Linked DNA regions of Homo sapiens: region 1 is linked to region 2. The links are chromatin contacts, found by Hi-C or POLR2A ChIA-PET in ENCODE. All regions are on one chromosome and are shown on one strand. Each heading gives the region's core, a stretch centred on a gene start or an enhancer-like site at or near the end of the contact. The rest is flanking DNA. Distances are from core to core; before and after follow the strand shown. Region 1 holds the start of TMEM174 (transmembrane protein 174). Region 2 holds the start of TMEM171 (transmembrane protein 171).

Region 1 (4,259 bases), core at 130-2,629, 53 kb after region 2:
GAAATGGGAGCTCACATTTTGTCCTTTAAAAAAGTGGCCCATGTGATTTCTTTGTCAAGGGAAGTTTAGGAAGCCCTGCCTTAGGGCAAGACGGCAGCCCTCTCAATTCTGCAAAAGGAGCTAATATAATATTTAATTACTGCAGAGAGCATCGGCTTGAATAAAATCTGTCTAGGAAGGAAAGAAGGCTACAGTTATTAATCAGTGGAGGAAGAAACTCATGGGGCTGTTTGGAAGTTTTGCAGTCATGAATGACAGATAATGTTATTGAAAATTAAACTGTCTTCTCTACATCAACTTGGGTTTGGTTGTAAAACATAGTAGGTTCCAAAACACAGCTGGTTGTTTCACCTTGAAGACCAGGAACTGTGTGGCCACCATGGAGGGAGGGTCCGAAGCATGTGTCCTAGTGAGCCAGGTCATATCTGATGCTTATTCAACCACTGGCAGTGATGCAGTGCATAAAAAGGTTTCCTATGACGTTGTTCCTCTCCCAAAGCTGGAATTACTCCCCAAACGCAGAAAGCAAAAGGCATGTGGGGCTGGCCAGAAAAGAACAGGATCTCAGGGCTTTGTGAGAACTGTTATTAAAGTTTAAGTATCATCACAGCTAGGGGTTCTTGAAGTAGATAGGAATACACACGCAGTCAAGAAATAGGTGTCTGTCTATTCCTAATGAACTGAACCACTAGGTAAATCAGGTTAGACTCCTGTGCATGTGTGGATATATCAAGGGCCCCATTCACTGCTGGAGACCCTTGAGGGAGCTCTGCCATTTCTACAAAGTTGGGTAGGACAAAAACAGGGTCTTATGGCAGCGTCTTAAATTGCTATAGAAGAGTACCTCCTGGGGCCAAGGCAGGAGGAGCACTTGAGTCCAGGAGTTTTGAGACCAGCCTGGTCAACATAATGAGACCCTATCTCTACAAAAAATTTTAAAAATTGGCTGAGCATTGTGATGTGTGCCTGTAGTCCTGGCTACTGGAGAGGATGAGGTGGGAGGATCGCTTGACCCAGGAGGTTGAGGCTGCAGTGAGCTATCATTGTGCCACTGCATTCCAGCTGGGTGACAGAGTGAGACCCACACCCTAAAAAAACAAAACAAAACAAAAAAAAGAAAAGAAAAGAAAAAGAAAGAGAAAGATGGGCTCAATAAGTTAATTTTTGAATGTGTGAATGAATGAATGTGAATTAGAGAGACAGCTTGTCATTGACTTGCAAAACAGAGACCTCCACTTGTTGACAATACATGAGAAAACTTCAGGCTTCATTTCTCAGACCTTTATTCTTCTAAACAAGGTCCAGCCCTCTGTGTGTTACACCCTGTTAAGCACAAGCCCTAAGTTCTTCTATAACTAATTTGGACCTGTGATTCCTTGGTTCTCACAATCCTCTCCACTCTAAGAAGCAGGGTGAGCCCACAAGGAGCAATGGAGCAGGGCAGCGGCCGCTTGGAGGACTTCCCTGTCAATGTGTTCTCCGTCACTCCTTACACACCCAGCACCGCTGACATCCAGGTGTCCGATGATGACAAGGCGGGGGCCACCTTGCTCTTCTCAGGCATCTTTCTGGGACTGGTGGGGATCACATTCACTGTCATGGGCTGGATCAAATACCAAGGTGTCTCCCACTTTGAATGGACCCAGCTCCTTGGGCCCGTCCTGCTGTCAGTTGGGGTGACATTCATCCTGATTGCTGTGTGCAAGTTCAAAATGCTCTCCTGCCAGTTGTGCAAAGAAAGTGAGGAAAGGGTCCCGGACTCGGAACAGACACCAGGAGGACCATCATTTGTTTTCACTGGCATCAACCAACCCATCACCTTCCATGGGGCCACTGTGGTGCAGTACATCCCTCCTCCTTATGGTTCTCCAGAGCCTATGGGGATAAATACCAGCTACCTGCAGTCTGTGGTGAGCCCCTGCGGCCTCATAACCTCTGGAGGGGCAGCAGCCGCCATGTCAAGTCCTCCTCAATACTACACCATCTACCCTCAAGATAACTCTGCATTTGTGGTTGATGAGGGCTGCCTTTCTTTCACGGACGGTGGAAATCACAGGTATGGCGTGTCTACTGGGGGAATGCACTCCTTCTAGCCATCTCCGTCATGATCTGTGGCTGTTTGGTCCATGAATAAGGTGTTGGGAGACTGTGAATCTCTTCTTAGCCTGTTGCCCACGATGGCAGCCTTGGTTCTGTGAATGGTGCTTTGGACCATAATGTACCTGTGTTTTCTGCTCACATTTCAGGCCCAATCCTGATGTTGACCAGCTAGAAGAGACACAGCTGGAAGAGGAGGCCTGTGCCTGCTTCTCTCCTCCCCCTTATGAAGAAATATACTCTCTCCCTCGCTAGAGGCTATTCTGATATAATAACACAATGCTCAGCTCAGGGAGCAAGTGTTTCCGTCATTGTTACCTGACAACCGTGGTGTTCTATGTTGTAACCTTCAGAAGTTACAGCAGCGCCCAGGCAGCCTGACAGAGATCATTCAAGGGGGGAAAGGGGAAGTGGGAGGTGCAATTTCTCAGATTGGTAAAAATTAGGCTGGGCTGGGGAAATTCTCCTCCGGAACAGTTTCAAATTCCCTCGGGTAAGAAATCTCCTGTATAAGGTTCAGGAGCAGGAATTTCACTTTTTCATCCACCACCCTCCCCCTTCTCTGTAGGAAGGCATTGGTGGCTCAATTTTAACCCCAGCAGCCAATGGAAAAATCACGACTTCTGAGACTTTGGGAGTTTCCACAGAGGTGAGAGTCGGGTGGGAAGGAAGCAGGGAAGAGAAAGCAGGCCCAGCTGGAGATTTCCTGGTGGCTGTCCTTGGCCCCAAAGCAGACTCACTAATCCCAAACAACTCAGCTGCCATCTGGCCTCTCTGAGGACTCTGGGTACCTTAAAGACTATAAAACAAAACAAAACAAAAACATCAAACCAATGAAATAAAATAAATCATGTCTCCTGCTAGAATAGTATTGGATACCTGACTAAATTACACAAAATAGACCATAATAGGATAGCGCTGTGAATACATCCTTCCCGATCACTGAGTCACAGTGACCCTTGGCTGCTGCTGTTCTCTTCTGCAAGGTTGAAGCTTGACGTGTGATGAACATGGGTGGGCTCTTGGTCCACCCCAGGCTGGGGCCTGCGCCAAGCATGAACTAGCTGGGACCAGTGGCTGACAGAACACAGGACTTCCCTAAGTACCCGTAGGTCTGTGGAGCAAGACAGAGCAGAGTTGCCATGTCAACACATGGGGAATGATATGATAGAAACAATCTTTATGACTAAAAGAAACTCATCTTCTTCATTAAAAAAACTTTGGTGTCCTTAATCTCTCTGAATTTGGCTGTGTAATAAACAACTGGAACTGACTCACAGACTTTAGAAGAGACAGTTTAAAACCATTAGGTTTTAAAAGAAAATATTTGCTTTGGGCTTCAAAGGCAATGCCACTCAAGGTAAGGGTGGTACATCCTAAAGGAAGACACAGGATTAAGCAATTCTTAAAAAAATTTTGACATAGCGTTTGTATATGGAGCAACTTTTACTAATTTTGATCAGAAGTATCTAGGTTTCCAAGGATATGAGTGAAGTAAGCTTGGTATATTATTGTTGTCATTTATGTTATATCTTGGGGACAAAACCTTTTCACATACACTGTCATGTTTGATGATAGGTGATAAGTGAAAATGATTTCATTTAAAGAAACTAGCTTTATGTTCAGCAGATCCCTGAGACACTGGTCCCTAGCTGAGGGCCATTGGTTTTGGAGAAGAAGTTTGGTGACAAGGACCAGGCTGAGCATCACCAGTGGCATGCTGACCAGCAGATGACATTTTGGGCCCCTCATGCCACCCTTGCCTTGAGTGCTTCTCTGACTGTCTCTCCCCAGCCCCCTGCCATTTTCACCCACCCCATAATTTTATGTTCATAAATTTGGGCTACAATGAACATCAAAAGTAGCTCAAAAAAGAAAATGTTATTAGGAAAAGGGCATCCCCACATACAGCTGGGTAGGGCAGAGCAGCCAGTTTGTCTTGGAGATGCCTAGAGTCAGATATGCAGGGAGGTGGCCTGGAGGGTTGGGATGGTTATTTTCTGGCACCAACAATTCCTGTTCCAAGACAGAGGGAAAAGTGCTAATGTAGAGGTCATTTATGCTTCCAAAGAGAGTGCTTCAGGGCTAATGGCTTCAAGAGCTCGAGGTAGGAGTAGGATCTGCAGCAGTCAGGGATCAGAAAACAGGAATTTGTTCATTAG
Region 2 (4,216 bases), core at 812-3,311:
GAGATTCAGTTTCAAATAAGGGGGAAGGGAAGAATGAGTAGGGAAAGGACAAGGAAACCCTTTTGCACAATGAAGAGTTGTTCACAGGCCTGTGTCAGAGGGGACAAATCCTATAATGAGGGCCTGAGTTCTTAGAAAGCCAGTGCCTGCTGTTGTACAATCCACTCTTGGGTATCTGCCCATTCGCTGGACATGCTTTGGTGCCCTTCCAGAAGGTGGTATACCTTGACACTTGGACCAGGAAGGATATCTCCACCCCAAACATAGATTACTGCAATGTCCTTGGGACACAGTGCCTGTATTGTTATAATAATCTAAACGTGCTTGGCATCACAAGGCCATGAGGGCGTTTTCTGGGTTCACAGCATGGTGTGTTCTCTGAGTGACAGGTGTGCTGCGGGAGAAACACTGAATGGTCAGCGCATCTGCATCTGGCTCAGGCCTTCTCTGCATGTCAACCAGCTGCAGAGGTTACTTTACCTCTGTCAGCCTGGACCTCAGTTTCCTCAACTGACAAATGACTGTTTTTCTCAGTCTCCTGTCCCCTGCTGCCTCCAACCTTTTCTGAACTGCTGGAGAGATGTAGCAAAGAACCACAAAGCAAGGGGTCGTGAGTGTTGGCATTGTTCATTTCGACAGTAATCAGGGCTGTTAGTTATGGCGGGGATTTACAGAGGTCGGGCACCCTGGCTATGAAAAAGTCCACCTTTGGCCACCCAGGCAAGTGCCCCACCAAATTCCAATGGCAAGAACTTGTCCGTTCTGCCTCCCTGGTGAACCCTAAAGCCCAGGTAACCCCCTCCCCTCTTTACCTCTCTGACTGGTTCTTTAAGTCTCTTCTCACCTCTGATGATTAGCTAAGCCTGCTTCATACTTTACCTTCAGTGAGCATGACCAGGAATCTCTTGTTGTATCAGGTAGGTAAAGTGCTTGCTTGCACATTGAAAAGTTTCATCCATTGGCCTTAACTCTAGATAGGGTTTCAGGCAAGGCAGACAGGAAGCTGAGAAGAGAAGGCAGGGCTGGGAAGTCCCCGTGGCTCAGGGCACCTCTGCGCTTGGGCAGAGAACCCTTGACTCACCTTCCACCGTGCCCTGACCCCTGGTGTGGAAACTAGCACAGTTGGATCCGTATCACGTGTCACGGGGCTGGTTACAAATAGCACAGGGATTGGCAAACTCATCCCGAAACTCCCGGTTCAAGGGCAGGGAAAGTTACCAGTTTAATTCCGGCAGATCATTAGTGGTGGAGAACCAGGAAGGGGGTTCTATCGCAAAGGAGGGCTGTGCGCAGACACGTGGGTGCGGGAGGGGCAGAGCTGGTCCGGCGCGGGGCTTGCCGCGTCTCGGCCTCAGTCTCGGAGCCAGGACCTCAGGCCTGAATGGCTGGGTGTGGAGGGCCCTTGTCTCACATTCTGTAGAGCGCACGTCGTCCCGTGACCTGGTGGCTCCATATTCGATGGGGAGCTCGCAGCGAGTCGCTTCCCTCTGTAACCCCACTCCAGGTCTCCAGAGCAGTAGGAGGGCCACAGGGCTGCTGGGTGTAGTCGCCCCGGACCTCGCGGTGGCCAAGGCCAAGGCGGCCGGGGCACGGTACCCTGTTCGGCCTGGGCCGCAACCACGAAGGAGGCGGTGGAGGCGGGGGCCGGCGCTTCCTCCGCGCCCCCCACGCCGCCGCTCTCTCGCGCCCCTATAGAACTGGGCCTCAGGCCTCGAGGGGGAGCGGGCCTCGGCGGGCGGGGCGCACAGTTCCGCCAGCCGGCGGGGGCATCTCAACTCGCCGGCCCCGCCAGGTGTGCGGGCCAGGCAGCCGTGGAAGGTGCCCATTTCTCCCAGATTCCTCGCGCGCACGGCCACGAGCGCGGAGGCTGCCAAACCCGCCAGCCCTGGGTTCCGAAGCCGCCCCTGGCTCTCCATTCCCTCGCGGGCGCGCCCCGGGCCCCCAGTGGCGGCCAGCTCCCACCGGTCGCTCCTGCACTGCCCTGCCCTGCCCTCCCCGGGCCGCCGCGCCCGCGCAGCACCGCCTCCTTCTCTAAATACTGCCGGGTCCGCCCTCCGCACCAGGACGCGCGGTGGGTAGGGTGCAGGGCGGCCGGCGCAGCCGAGGCCGCGTGCGGAGGCGGACGCCGCGCCCAGCCAGTGCCCACAGCAGCGCGGTCAGCCAGGCGCCGGACCCAGCTTCAGGTAAGCTGCCCCGGCCCGCGCGCCTGCGCCGGCGGCGGCGGGTCGGGCGCTGAGCTGTGCGGCCAGGCTGGGCGCGGGGAGCCGCGGCAGCGCGGAGGCGCTGGGTATCCGAGCCCAACCTGCGTCCCTGCGAGCCCCTCCGGCTGTTGCTTGCGCTCGGGCTCCCTAAAAGCCGCAAACCGATTTCGCACAGAAGGCATTTGCCTCTCGTTTCGTTCCCCAAACGCACCATAGCTTTGGACGTGGAGAGGTGCTGTGAATTTTGGAAATGTCTTTTGGAAAACCAATAGGAGTGTTGGAGAGGGGAGTTTGGCTTTGGGGAGTTTAAGTGTAGGGTGGTGTTTGGAAAAGGTTTCATTGCGAGTGAATGTGGGTGTCTTTGTATCCGTTTGTGAGTGCATCTGTGGGAGAAGGAGAGAGAGAGAGTATTTCCACACTATTATGGATCAGAGGTGAACACTCAGCCAGGTGCTCCGTCCACTAGTCCACGGACAAGAAACTACAGATTCAGTTTTGGGCTTCTATTTACTGGTGTTTGGGAATTTGCCTTAAGACAGTTGAAGCCTTGTGACTCACTGCAAAGTTGACTATACTGGGAATAAATGAATTCCTGATAGGACTTTGCAGCCGAGAATCACCCTTCTCTTTCTTGTCTCCGAAACCGCAAAAGAGATTGCATGATTCAGGAAAAAAATTAAAACAACAACAATAACAAAAAACCAATATATATAGGTTTCAGGACTCTCCATCGTTTCATTCCACTGAGAGTTTTGGAATGTACTCCCTGTAGGATAAATGAGGACTACTGTATACTCAATATGAAATTCTTATTCACTGCAGGATGTTACTGACTTAATAAAAAATGGGAAGATTAAAAAATTAGTGCAATGCTTTGTCTCAGCTTAACTGCATCTGTATATCAAGTTTTTCCAAGTTTGAAATGAAAGCTTTTTTCCCTCCTATATTTCCTTTTTTTCTCCAACTTCCTTCTGATTCTATCATACTTTTTCCTGGAAAAGTTTTTCCCAGTGTAAGATTGCCTGTTTGCTTTCTTTACCTAAACTGACCTTCCCTCAGTGTGATTTTGGTTTGTCAAGATCATCTTGGGCTTAGGGCCTCAGTCTTGAGTTCCTTCATGGGACCATGGATGTGAGCGGCACAAAATATTTTAAAAGTTTTCTTTCCTTGGGCAGGTGAAAATAGTCTTCACGATTTTGGATTGTCTTTGCAATTGCAGGACCTGACTTACGGGGTCCTGGTAAAATATCCCATTCATTGGAGTAAAATAAGATAACGAGATAATTAGGTCAGCTCTGTGTAAGCTAGACAACTCTTTAACAACCACTTGGCATATTTAATATATTATACCCCTGAAGTACAGGGCTTGGGTGATTTTCTGGAAGGTGCTTTCTCACTTGATTCCACTTATACTATTCTTTCAAAGCCAAGTTCCCCCCTTCCACCCATTTTGTGCTTTATAACTAGCAGTTTTATTGGCTGCTTGTTTTTTAACTGAGTCTCAACCTCTTTGTGGAAGTAGGTGACACCATGGAGGAGGGTGAGTGAGAGGCCACACCAGCCTTTGGGTACCTGTCCACTCTGAAAATTGAGCTCCTGTTGACCTGCTGTGCAACACTTTCCAGGGTCATCCCAGATCCAAGCAACTGGGTCACCAGTCTGTGCTTGTTGAGAACCCAAGAACCATTTTGTTTTGTTTTGTTTTGTTTTTGGCAGGGTCTCACTCTGTTGCCCAGGCTGGAGAGTAGTGGCGTGATCTTGGCTCACTGCAACCTCCAGCTCCTGGGCTCAAGCAATCCTCCCACCTCAGCCTACCAAGTAGCTGGGACCACAGGCACCATGCCTGGCTAAAGTTTGTATTTTTAGCAGAGATGGGGTTTTGCTATGTCACCCAGGCTGGTCTCGAACTCCTGAGCTCAAGCAATCTGCCTGCCTCTGCCTCCCAAAGTGCTGGGATTACAGGCGCAAGCCACCACGCCTGGCCTCAAGAACCACATTTTGATAGAATCAACTTA

Evidence for each region. A loop is a pair of places that touch in the nucleus more often than their neighbours do. ChIA-PET counts read pairs that join two places held with the same protein, here RNA polymerase II (POLR2A). Pooled maps may share reads with other maps.
Region 1: a loop to region 2 is called in a map of endothelial cell of hepatic sinusoid, with 2.9 times the contacts of the local background. The contact joins the promoter of TMEM174 here to the promoter of TMEM171 in region 2. A Hi-C loop is called at or near these places in 2 of 168 maps with a recorded cell type or tissue (endothelial cell of hepatic sinusoid and endothelial cell of umbilical vein) and 8 of 50 pooled maps. POLR2A ChIA-PET finds 5 or more read pairs at or near these places in 4 of 52 experiments (AG04449, Caco-2, activated CD4-positive, alpha-beta memory T cell and 1 more).

Annotation. Positions count from the first base shown.
Region 1 is chr5:73,171,814-73,176,072 of GRCh38, forward strand. It overlaps TMEM174 (transmembrane protein 174), which reads left to right and starts at 1,380. Exons shown (of 2, transcript NM_153217.3): 1 at 1,380-2,056; 2 at 2,247-3,330. The coding sequence starts at 1,431. The coding sequence ends at 2,352.
Region 2 is chr5:73,118,514-73,122,729 of GRCh38, forward strand. TMEM171 (transmembrane protein 171) reads left to right here and starts at 2,062. Exons shown (of 4, transcript NM_173490.8): 1 at 2,062-2,183. LOC124901001 reads right to left here and starts at 1,978. Exons shown (of 2, transcript XM_047417978.1): 1 at 1-1,978. The coding sequence starts at 1,916. The coding sequence ends at 1,215. RefSeq lists an enhancer at 901-1,452.